2 separate regions of the Homo sapiens genome follow, and region 1 is linked to region 2. A link is a contact called in ENCODE Hi-C or POLR2A ChIA-PET data. All regions are on one chromosome and are shown on one strand. Each heading gives the region's core, a stretch centred on a gene start or an enhancer-like site at or near the end of the contact. The rest is flanking DNA. Distances are from core to core; before and after follow the strand shown. Region 1 has its middle 110 kb from the start of ZNF648. Region 2 overlaps LINC01344 (long intergenic non-protein coding RNA 1344).

Evidence for each region. Hi-C counts contacts between places; a loop is a spot of excess contacts on that map. ChIA-PET counts read pairs that join two places held with the same protein, here RNA polymerase II (POLR2A). Pooled maps may share reads with other maps.
Region 1: a loop to region 2 is called in a pooled map, with 2.0 times the contacts of the local background. The contact joins two enhancer-like sites. A Hi-C loop is called at or near these places in 4 of 50 pooled maps. POLR2A ChIA-PET finds 5 or more read pairs at or near these places in 5 of 52 experiments (GM12878, MCF 10A, activated CD8-positive, alpha-beta T cell and 2 more).

Annotation. Positions count from the first base shown.
Region 1 is chr1:182,169,740-182,175,648 of GRCh38, forward strand. No RefSeq gene overlaps it. Among named protein-coding and RNA genes, the nearest start is that of ZNF648, 110 kb to the left of the region's middle. Within about 2 kb of position 1,277, at least 3 of the 41 ENCODE cell types and tissues checked have a DNase peak (open chromatin) inside an H3K27ac peak, as active enhancers do.
Region 2 is chr1:182,246,202-182,252,518 of GRCh38, forward strand. All of the region lies in intron 2 of LINC01344 (long intergenic non-protein coding RNA 1344), which reads right to left. Among named protein-coding and RNA genes, the nearest start is that of LINC01344, 65 kb to the right of the region's middle. RefSeq lists an enhancer at 3,011-3,512 and a silencer at 3,067-3,266. Within about 2 kb of position 3,255, at least 3 of the 41 ENCODE cell types and tissues checked have a DNase peak (open chromatin) inside an H3K27ac peak, as active enhancers do.

The DNA.
Region 1 (5,909 bases), core at 27-2,526, 78 kb before region 2:
TTCGCACCTCTTGCCTGATTTCTCTGTTGATTTTTTTTCTGTGCATGTCAGAGAGGTCTGGAGGAAGTTAGCCACCTGGGGAATGTGTGCTTACTGGCTATTCATAGTCAAACCCAGAATGGGAATTGACATTCATTGAAATCATGAATGTCATGAGGAAGCACATATAATGTAGAGACAAGTACCAGGCACCATAAATACACGTTATTTTTGGCAGATTATGTTCAAATTATTATATTTTCCAGGGCTGAGACACCAAACTAAGTCTGGGTGTGGTGGTTTATGCCTGGAATCCCAGGGCTATGGGAGACCAAGGTGGAGGGATTGCTTGAGGCCAGGAGTTTGAGACCAACCTGAGCAGCATGCCAAGACCTCATCTGTACCAAAAAAATAAAAAATAAAAATAAATAGCTGGTCATGGTGGCGTGTGTCTGTATTCCCAGCTACAGGAGGCTGAGGTGGGAGGATTGTTTGAGCTAGGGAAGTAGAGGCTGCAGTGAGTCACGAGCATACCACCGCACTCCAGCCTGGGTGACAGAGTGAGACCCTGTCTCCAAAAGAAAAAAAAAAAAAGAAAAAAAAAACTAATAATTCACATTCAAAACAAAATGATACCTGTCTATGGCAGCTCCAGAACACTCCCTAATGTGCCATAGATGTTTAAGAAACTCATTCCACACACTTCCTTTAAGGCATTCTCAGGTTTCCTAAGGCAAGCTAGCTTCTACCTCCCTTTTCTAAAGATGTGCCTAATGATCTAAAAGGAGGTGGGCCCCTCTATGCTACCTCATACAGGTACTTGGGCAATAACAAGATTGTGGTTTCCAGAATAAATAATGGGCACTGCCACCATCGGAGTCCATAGGATGCTGTATGAGTGCCAAACAGTTCAGGCTGGCATCTCTGTTAGTTTCAAATGATAAAATGCTAGGCTATAACAATGTTTAAAGATTATCTCTTCCAATTCCTTCAATACATTGTCCCAAGTCACCTGGGACACCGTGAATGGCCTTCCTTCCCAAGCTCATCTCCTCCAAACATATCCAGCTCCTCTTTTCCATTTTATCTATTACGATAAACAGAGTGTCGTTACCACAGAGTTCAGCAATTCATTTCCCTCTGTTTTTTCCATGTGTCTATTATTCTATGTTTCCATATAGATGGCAGCATCCCCCTTTGGCCTTCCCCTCCTTCTCTGGCATGTATTCTAACTGCTTGTCGACGGGTGCCAGGAAGTCTCAACCTTATGTAGTCTTTCAGACAGAAGGAGAACCTAGCTGACAGCATTGTCTCCTAATTTTCTCGTAAGACGAAGTACAGCTAGAAAGGAGAAGCATAAGTTTCAGAAGAGGAATCTGACCACGTGGAGGAGACTTTGCTGTATTTTCTAAGAAATCTTTGTGATTAACCAAATATGTTGGTTATGACACTTTCAGCTGCCTGAAACAGAAAACTCCCACTCACACAGCTTGAAAAATGCAAACAAATGTATTGTCTCACATACTTAAAGTCCAGAGATGGCTTGGGTTTCAGGAAAGATACGGTTCAGTGCTATTCAGTAATGTCATCAGGGACAGAGGTTATTTCTGTCCTTCCAGTCTGCTGTCCTCAGCATGGGTTCATTCAACAAGATGGCGGCCACTGGATATCAGCTGGCCACACACTTCCTGTTCATATCCAGTAGGAAAGAATGAATGGAAGTAACCTCTGCCCAAAGGCCCCTCCTTTAGTCTGATTGGGCCAAATTAAGTAATACATTCATCATTGGCCTAATAACAGTTGCCAGAAGGATGTCATGTGCTAACTGGTATAGATCAAGGCTTTTCAATAGCAGTAACACTGACATTTTGGACTGGATTCTTCCTGTTGTGGGGGCTGTTCTGTGTACTATAGAATGTTTAGCAGCATCCCTAGGCTTTATAGTCCCTCAGCACCACCTGTCATGAGAATTAAAAATGTCTCCTGACATTGCCAAATGTCCCCTGGAAGACAGGAAAAATCACCCCAGGGCTGAGAACCACTGGTATAGACTAATCAGGTTACTTATGGCCTCTGCACCTTAGTTTTCTAAGATAGTCATCCTATCCATGTGTAAAATGGGACTCATACTAGTAGCTCTCTCATATGACCATTATGAGAATTAAATGAGTAAGTTTATGTAAACACACAGAATATAGTAAGCAATACGTAAATGATAACTATTACTTTCGTCCACTACTCAGTGTATGAAACATGATGTGCTCAAATATTTTCTGAATAATTCAGTGGAAAAGTCACTTGGATCCATGTAACAGTGATGTAGTTCAGAAAAATGGTATTCTACAACGCTACTACTGCTGAACATTTCTGAAGTTGGGATTATATTCTGAATTTATGAGGCACGTCATTTCTTCATTTGAGAATGTCACTGGAATATAAGGCCTTATTACATGTATAAGGGTAAAACCTGGTGCCATTTGGAATTTAAATGGCCACTATGAAATGAAAAGGGTGAGCTAGTGGGAATCAGGGACCTTAGATGGACTCGCTGGTTTATTCATCCAGAACATAGACCAAGTCTGTTCAGCCTTGCATCCTGGAAGCCAAAACTGAGAGCATTTCCTTAGCTGAAGGTTGTAGAGTTGGAAGTGCAATCTGAAGTCCAATGAATAAAGGTGCTGAGAGGAGTATCTTGATAACATAATTTAAAAGTGTATGCATTTTTCCACTTTGTTACTGTTGATAATAATGTTTCAATTTGAAGGGTGCACCATATGGTTTTAAAAATCACTTTCACATGCCTCTCTGGAAGTTTCGTTGGATGAAAGGGAGAGTGAATATTTGCAAGTATATGGCAAACCAAACTCTCGTATCTCTGAATTTACAAATAAATTTTAAAAGGTGGAATTCAGTTGGAGAATTGCCCATAGGGGCTACCCTGACCAAACTCATGAGTGTTAAACCATTGAGTTTTTAGAGTTCATTTTTGCTGTAGCAAAGCTTCTCCTATTCTAAATAATATCTCAAACCAGAGATTCTGAAGCATATTTTTAAAAAAGAATTTGATATTTGGGTTTTTTTAAAGGATTAAACTATTCTTAATGGGCAAAATGAGAACTTTATTGGACTTAACCTTATTTTGTAATTTAGTACTTTGAAATAGCATATGGGGAAATACCATAATAATTTCTATGCTTGGGGCTTATGAAGGTCTTGCAGTAGCTCTGCTTACCAGAGCACTGAGGATTCACAGCTTCAGAGTAAAGACAAACAGCTCATTGTTGTTTCTACAGGGTCTTTCAGCCCTTTCTCAAATATTCTTTCCATCCCTGTAGCTTTCTACTTTTGTTTGGGGATTCCCTTTTCTTTGAATGTTTGCCCTAACTTCTCCTTCAAGTTCAGGTCAATTTAACTTCTTCCAAAAAGACTTCCTAGATTCTCCAAGGAGTGATAGATTTTATTCCTCTACATGTATTATTTCATAATACCTATTACATTTATAACTGACCCTTCCCATGCCACCCCTCAGTACAAATTGTGATGGATTTGGATGAATTCCAAATTGAGTGAATAAACCAGTGAGTCCATCTAAGGCCCCTGATTCCCACTAGCTCACCCTTCTCATTTCATAGTGGCCATTTAAATTCCAAATGGCACCAGTTTTTACCCGTATACATATAATACATACACATGCATATGCTAAATTGTAGCTTTTAGAAAATAGATACTATTTCTTACTCACTGTTGCCCTCACCATAACATGTGCTCAGAATGCAGAAAAAGTTCAATGCATTTCTGAATTTTAGTAAAACCATCTTTTTTTTTTTTTTTTTTTTTTTTTTTTTGGCAGACACAGCCATGTAGTATCTTTTAAATTATCATGTAGCCCTGCTCCATTCTACAGAGTAAGGGCTCCCACGACAGGTTTGTTTATTCATTCACAAATAAATTCAAAGCCAGGCATGTTGTTTCATACCTGTAGTCTCAGCCCTTTGGGAGGCTGAGGCAGGAGGATCACTTGAGGCCAGGAGTTCAAGATCAACCTGGGCAACATAGCAAGACCTAGTCTCTACAAAAACTTAAAAAAAAAAATAAATTCAGAAATCCTCCCTCTAAAGTAGGTACGATCCTGAATAGTGTGTCCTCTGTAACTATCAAGACAGCTGCAACCACCTGCAGAGTGTGCCTACAATGTGCCAGGCTCTGTGTGAGTGACTCACTGTCAGCCTGAGCCTCTGGCCAAGGCTCAGCTTTCCAGAACTTCTTTCTTTTCAGGGAAATGTAACTCCCAGCATCTGGAGAAGCTAATTACTCCTTGTTCATGTTTGCTCTTGCACCAAGACTTTTTTATTTTTTATTTTTAGGAACAGTCTGTTCATGTTTCCTTGGCTCAGATCTCTATGTTCCCATACCATTATGATGTAACTTAGAATTTATTTTACAGAACTGAACTCAATTCAATTTTGAAATTGTATAAGAGATCTACTCCACCCCTTTTCTTTCCATTAAAAAGCAAGAGGGATGTGTAGAAGCAATTTATTAAGGGTCCCTGCGGCTAGTCCCAGACCGCTATTTCACTGTTTCCTTATAGTTCACTGAGAAGGGAAGGGAGAACAGGAAAGGGGAGACCAGTTCCTTCCTTCCTGAATGATTGTTTGGCCAATCCACAGGAACGCCACACCTCAGCCATCCTACTCCCATCAGGGAAGCAGTACTCAGAGAGTCATCCCAGAGCCAGGGCTGGCTGTGTCAGGCTACGATGACAGTTCAGATTGGGAGGTGAAATTTGGCCAACAACAGGGAAGGTGTGATAGGACGTGATAATTATTAGAACATGACATTTTGAGAATAGGATCCAAGTCTGTTTAATATATCTTCAGCACCAACACAATGACTTGGCTTAGTAATAGCTCCAGAATGATTAAGTGAATGAATGCCATGTTCTTGCTTTCTGCAAACACTCTTTAAAAAGCATCTCCTTCATGTCTCTCTTCTGTATATCAGGAATCAGGAATTTGATGAGGCATACAGCTCATCAGTCTGGAAGCATTCTGCTAATTACAAAAGCCCAGGATGCTTGTGTGGAAAAAGCACAGGTTAGAGAGGGGAGAGTAGAAAAGGGTTTTTCCAGAGCCTTTTCTTCTTTTTTTTTTTTTTTTTTTTGACGGAGTCTCACTCTGTGGCCAGGCAGTAGGGCAATCTCGGCTCACTGCAAACTCTGCCTCCCGGGTTCAAGCAATTCTCCTGCCTCAGCCTCCTGAGTATCTGGGATTACAGGCACACACCACGCCCAGCTAATTTTTGTATTTTTAGTAGAGATGGAGTTTCACCATGTTGGCCAGGATGGTCTCGATCTCTTGACCTCATGATCCGCCAGCCTTGGCCTCCCAAAGTGCTGGGATTACAGGCATGAGCCACTGTGCCTGGCCTTATCCTTTTTTTTTCTTTTTGAGACAAGTTCTCACTGTCACCTAGGCTGGAGTACAGTGGTGTGATCAAGGCTCACTGCAGACTGGACCTTCCAGACTCAAGTGATCCTCTCGCCTCAGCCTCCCTAGTAGCTGGGATTACAGGCATGCACTATCATGCTGGGCTAATTTTTTAATTTTTAATAGAGACAGGGCCTCACCATGTTGCCCAGGCTGGTCTCAAACTCCTGGGCTCAAGCAATCCTCCCACCTTGGCTTCCCAAAGTGCTGGGATTACAGATGTGAGTCACCACGCCCAGCCCTCCAGAGCCTTTTCAAATAGGCTAGAGCCCACTTCCCTGTATGCTTAGTTTCAGGTTTCTATGTCATCCTCCCAACATGTTGAAATCTGTGAGAACAAGGATCAACAGTATACGACAATGGTTTAATGGGCTCTGCAGTTGTAAAACCCTGGATGGTTCTCCACTGACAAAGAGGAAGTCACTTAACCACTTTGACTTT
Region 2 (6,317 bases), core at 2,005-4,504:
AGTATTTTTATAAAAATACAAAATTAGCCAGCTGTGGTGGCACATGCCTGTAGTCCCAGCTACTCTGGAGGCTGAGACAGGAGAATTGCTTGAACCCAGGAGGCAGAGGTTGCAATGAGCTGAGATCACACCACTGCACTCCAGCCTGGGCGAGACACAGCGAGACTCCATCTCAAAAAAAAAAAAAAAAAAAAAAGAATCAGATAATAAATATTTTAGGCCTTAAAGGCTAAGAAACAAAATCAAGGCAAGGTGTGGTGGCTCACGCCTGTAATTCCAGCACTTTGGGAGGTCGAGGCGGGCAGATCACCTGAGATCGGGAGTTCGAGAACAGCCTAACCAACATGGAGAAACCCCATCTCTACTAAAAATACATGCATAGTGGCACATGCCTATAATCCCAGCTACTTGGAAGGCTGAGGCAGGAGAATCGCTTGAACCCAGGAGGCGGAGGTTGCGGTGAGCCGAGATCGTGCCATTGCACTCTAGCCTGGGCAACAAGAGTGGAAACTCCGTCTCAAAAAAAAAAAAAAAAAAAAGAAAAGAAACAAACTCAAAGAGATTCTTTAAATACTTATATAGCAAAGGAGAAAAGAAATTTCCACAAACTTTTATTGATGACATTCAAAACTTTAGGAACACTGAAATTTGAATTTATATAATTTTCACATCATTAAATACTATAGTTGTTTTGATTATTTTCAACCATTTCAAAAGGTAAAAACCATTCAAAGCTCATGGGTTGCATCATAACAGGCAGTGGGCCAGATTTGGCCTGCAGGTATAGCTTGCTACTTGGCATGCTAGACCATGCAGAAAAAACACCACGCAACATGACTGGCTGGCTTCTTTTAGGAGCCAATTTTCAGGAGTGATATGCAAATCGGATGGGAAGCTTGTGCAGAGTATATTGAAAGTCTCCCTCGAGAAGCAGGAATGAGGCCGGGCACGGTGGCTCACACCTGTAATCCCAACAGTTTGGGAGGCTGAGGAGGGAGAATCACTTGAGGTCAGGAGTTTGAGACTAGCCTGGCCAACACGGTGAAACCCTGTCTCTACTAAAAATACAAAAATTAGCTGGGCATGGTGGCACACACCTGTAATCCCAGCTACTCTGGAGGCTGAGGCACAAGAATTGCTTGAACCCGGGAGGCATAGGTTGTAGTGAGCCGAGATAGCGCCATTGCACTCCAGCCTGGGCAACAGAGCCAGACTCTGATGAAAAAAAAAGGAAGAAGAAGGAATGACATCAAGTCCCCTCTAGAGTCGGGAATGGTCACTCAAGATAGAGATGATTCTGCTTTCTCAATCCAATGTAAGTTCTTTAGAGAGAGGAGCCACTGAGACCTAAAGAAACAAAAGAATCGTCCCCTCAGTCATTCAAACCTGCTACTGAAGCTATGGGACTTCTCAGAAGAATCCTCAAAGATAAGACCAGCGTGGGATGGCCATAGGCCCCCACAAGCTGTGATGCTAGAGAGAGTGACTATTTTCCCTGATTTCACAGCCAGCCACCTGCTTAGCCTGAAAGGAATACCCAGAGGGAGTCAAAGGAAGGTGATGGAGTTGGGAGAAAGAAGGCAGAACTTGGGCCACATCTGCATGGGGAAAAAAAAGAGAGGAAGCTGGGCATAGCAGCTCATACCTATAATCCCAAAACTTTGGGAGGCCGAGGTGGGAGGATCACTTGAGCCAGGAGTTGAGACAACTTGAGACCAGCCTGGGCAACATAGTGAGACCCATCTCTACAAAACAACAAAAACAAATTAGCTGAACATAGTGACACACACCTGTAGTTCCAGCTACCCAAGAGGCTGAGGTGGGAGGATCACTTGAGCTCAGGAGTTTGAGGCTGCAGTGAGTCATGATCATGCCACTGCACTCCAGCCTGAGTGACAGAGCAAGACTGTCTCAAAAAAAAAAAAAAAAAAAAAAAAATTCCCGGAGAAGGGTGATATACAAATGTGAGAGAGAGAAGAGGTGAAGAAGTTAAGGCAACTTTTAGGCAGGTGCAAGAATTGAGGAGCACTGTTTAAAGAGCATTCGCTAGGAGTTAGGCTGCCAAGATGTTCTTTGTCTTGACCCTATATATAGTTCACATCATTTTAGTACCATCTTTCCCCATATTTAAAAAAGAGATAATGATACTTCTTATATTTGCAAAAAAAAAAAAAAAAAAACAAGTGAACTTCTTTGGAAGGTTAATAAATCTTTCACATTGGTTTAGTTTGTAACCCAATTTTTTCCATTTTTCCCACTCCTGTTCCCCTATGAAGTCATTTAAATCTTCACACCAAAATGGAATTGCAGCTGCCTTCTCTGAGCACTCGGGGTAACTGCATGTACTTTTCTTCTTAAGTTTTATTTTAGGTTCAGGGGTACATGTGAAGGTTTGTTATATAACTAAACTCGTGGCATGGGGGTTTGTTGTACAGGTTATTTCACCACCCAGTATTAAACCCTGTACCCGATAGTTATCTTTTCCGCTCCTCTCCCTCCTCCCACCCTCCACCCTCTAGTAGACCCCAGTGTCTATTGTTCCCCTCTTTGCGTTCATGAATTCTCATCATTTAGCTCCTAATTATTAGTGAGAACATGAGGTGTTTGGTTTTCTGTTCCTGCGTTAGTTTGCTATTTCCAGTGCTTTTCTGTGTCTGCCTTCCCCACAAAACTGGAAACTCCCCCAGGGTGGCCACGGCATCTCATTCCTCCCCGCAACCCCGGGCCCTTGCTGGGTTAGGTTCTGGGATTTAGTAAGCAGTGAAATGTTTGCTAAAGGAATGAATGAACCCCTGGGCATTCCATTTATTACCTCAAGGTATCCCCTCACTAAAGCTTTGAGTTAGATAATACTTTGGGAAAACAACAGGGAGTGAATGATGAGGACTGTCTGAATATATGTCCTGCTTAAAGCATTTTTTTTTTAAATCTTAAAATACAACTGTAAACAAAATTTCAACCTATGAACTTCTAGGTTATAACTTCTGAAAGGTAGGTACTGTCATTCCCATTTACCAAGCGAGAAACCTAAGACTAACTTTCTTGCAGTCACATTGAAAGTTTCTGACTCAGAACAAGCATCCTGGCTTTTAGTCTTAGCTCACAGATTTCCTCTCAAAAGTGTGGCTCTTTTATGAGCGCTTAGCTGTGAGAGAATGAGCAGTCAGTCGGTGGTAAGAACAAGTAATTCATGAACCTTTCCAGAGGATCAGTAAACAGACCTTCGCCGCCGCCCCTGCCTTCCTGCACTCCGCCCTTTGACAATGTTTGCGTCCCATCCTAAGGTCTCCAGGGTGGAACCTGCCCAGATGGTGTGAGAGGAGGAGCTTAGTTAAGCAAGAGGCATGTATAATGAAGCTTCGAGTGAACTAGCTAAGAAGAAACATGCAGGCCAGGCCCGGTGGCTCACGCCTGTAATCCCAAAACTTTGGGAAGCCGAGGCGGGAGGATCACTCGGTCAGGAGATCGAGACCATCCTGGCCAACATGGTGAAACCCTGTCTCTACTAAAAATACAAAAAATTAGCCAGGCGTGGTGGCACATGCCTGTAATCTCAGCTACTATGGAGCCTGAGGCAGGAGAATTGCTAGAACCCGGGAGGCGGAGGTTGCAATGAGCCAAGATCGCACCACTGCACTCCAGCCTGGTGACAGAGCAAGACTCCAGCTCAAAAAAAAAAAAAAAAATAGTAACATGCAGAAGAAAACCCAATGAAGACTGCTATAGAAGTTGTTTGGCATTTCCTAGGTTGGAGAGGGATGGGGTGGAGACCTAGAACTATCATCGTCATAGCTGGTCAGTCCTTGGCTTCACTCCACAGGATTTATCCTTTTTACTGAGGCTGTCCTATCTCCTTGGTACACCTATTAGTCTAGTGGGGACCAGTAGTTCATGTTCCTACATATTTATGCAGGATTAGCAAACTGGTGTGTGTCATTGTCATTAACATCATCATCTCCATCATCACCACCACCACCATTGCCACCATGCCCAGCACCTCATAGTTTACCAAGTGTTTTCGTATTCACCTTCTCACTCTGTGCTGACAACAGCCCTTTGTGGACAGCTCTGTTGTTGTGATCATGTGTACTAAAATCACTGGCTTTTCCTTGGGCCTTCAAATGAGTATTTTCATAGTATGAGAGTAGAGATAGGGTCAGAAAAAGTACTATTAAATAACCTAGGAGAGAAGAACCCTTTATAATACTTTGCCTTTGTGAGTCACTTGGTGGGGGTCACCTATTTAGCACTTCTGCTAGTTTTTTGCTACTAAGGATGCTAACCAAAATAAAAATAAGGACATTAAGAAGATAGATTATAATAACCAGAGTAATTTCCCAAATTCTCCTTTTGAAAAACAAGACTAAGGCCCACTGAGTCAAGTCATATGTGGAATGAAAATGTAATGAAATAATAGTAAATAATAATAGTACTATATATAAATGTTTAGCTCTTTGAAAAGTGCTTTTGTCTAATTTGGCCTCACAACTACTTTCAAGTTATTAAAATAATCATTATCTCCATTTTAAAGATAAAAAAGAATTTCAGTTAAATAACTCATTGATGTAAGAAACAGAACAAAGCTCTAATAGGAAATTTTCTTGCCCATTTAAGAAACTCAAATCAAAGAAATTTTTAAAACAATATCCTTACTTTTACAGTCTATTAATAAACAATTTGACATTAATGCTTGAAATGTGGATTTTATACAATAGTGTGTGTTGAAAGGTTCACAGGATCTTTGTTGAATATAGAGACTCACGGGGTATCATTGAAAATATGCCTTCATTTATCTGGTTTCTGTAGAGCCTGTTTCTGGTGGTTTTTGTATCTTTGCCTCCCACCTCATCCCCAGTCACAACAAGTGTATTTTCTTCTATGGGGACAGGAATCACCTAGTAATAGGTAAAGGTCTGGTTCAGTGGTTTCCCACCTAGACTGCACATTAAATTTTCTGTGGGCTTTTTAAAAAGACAGAAACCTTCTAGTAACCAGAACAGCATGGTCCTGGCATAAAAACAGACACATAGACCAATGGAACAGAATAGAGAACCCAGAAATAAATCCATGCACTTACAGCCAACTCATTTTTGACAAAAACCCCAAGAACATTGGAGAAAGAATGGCCTCATTAATAAATGGTTTTGGGAAAACTGGATATCCATATGCAGAATAATGAAACTAGATCCTCATTTTTACCATATACAAAAATCAACTCAAAATGGATTAAAGACTTAAGTGTAAGACCTTAAACTATAAAACAACTAAAAGAAAAACACTGGGGAGATGGTACAGGACATCGGTTTGAGCAAAGATTTATCTGCATAAGGCCTCAGAAGCACAGGCAATAAAAGCAAAAATGGCCAAATGAGATTACATCAAGCTAAAAAGCTTCTGCACAACAATGGAAACAATCAACAAAGCAAAAAGACAACCTACAGAATGGGAGAAAAATATTTGTAAACTATCCACCCGACAAGGGATTTGTAACCAGAATATAGAAGGAACTCAAACAACTCAATAGCAAAAGACAAATAATCCAATTTGAAAATGGGCAAAAGACCTGAATAGACATTTCTCAAAAGAAGATATACAAATGGCCAACAGGTATAATGCCCAACATCAATCATTAGGGAAATGCAAATCAAAACCACAATGAGATATAATTTCATTCCAGTTAGAATGGCTATTATCAAAAAGACAAAAAATAGGCCTGGCATGGTATCTCACATCTGTAATCCCAGTGCTTTGGGAGGTCAAGGCAGGAGGATCACTTGAGGCCAGGAGTTTGCGGCTGCAGTCAGCTATGATTGCATTAATGCACTCCAGCCTTGCAACAGAGGTAGACCCTGTCTCTAAAAGAATAAAATATTCCAGGTATGGTGGCTCACACCTGTAATCCCAACACTTTGGGAGGCCGAGGTGGGTGGATCACTTGAGTCCAGGAGTTCAAGACCACCCTGGGCAATATGACAAAACACTGTTTCTACAAAAACTTAGGAGGACATGGTGTGTGTGCCTGTATTCCCAGCTACTCAGGTGGCTGAGGCAGGAGAATGGTTTGAGCCTGGGAGGTCAAGGACGCAGTGAGCCATGTTCGTGCCACTGCACTCCATCCTGGGCTACAGAGTGAGAGCCGTCAAAAAAATAATTAATATTAATAAATAAAGAAAAGTTAAAAAATAAATAAAAGAAACAGTGGCAAATGCTGGTAAGGATGTGGAGAAAGAGGAACCCTTGTACGCTGTTGGTGGGAATGTGTGGTAATATAGCCATATAGAAAACAGTATGGAGATTTCTCAAAAAACTAAAAATAG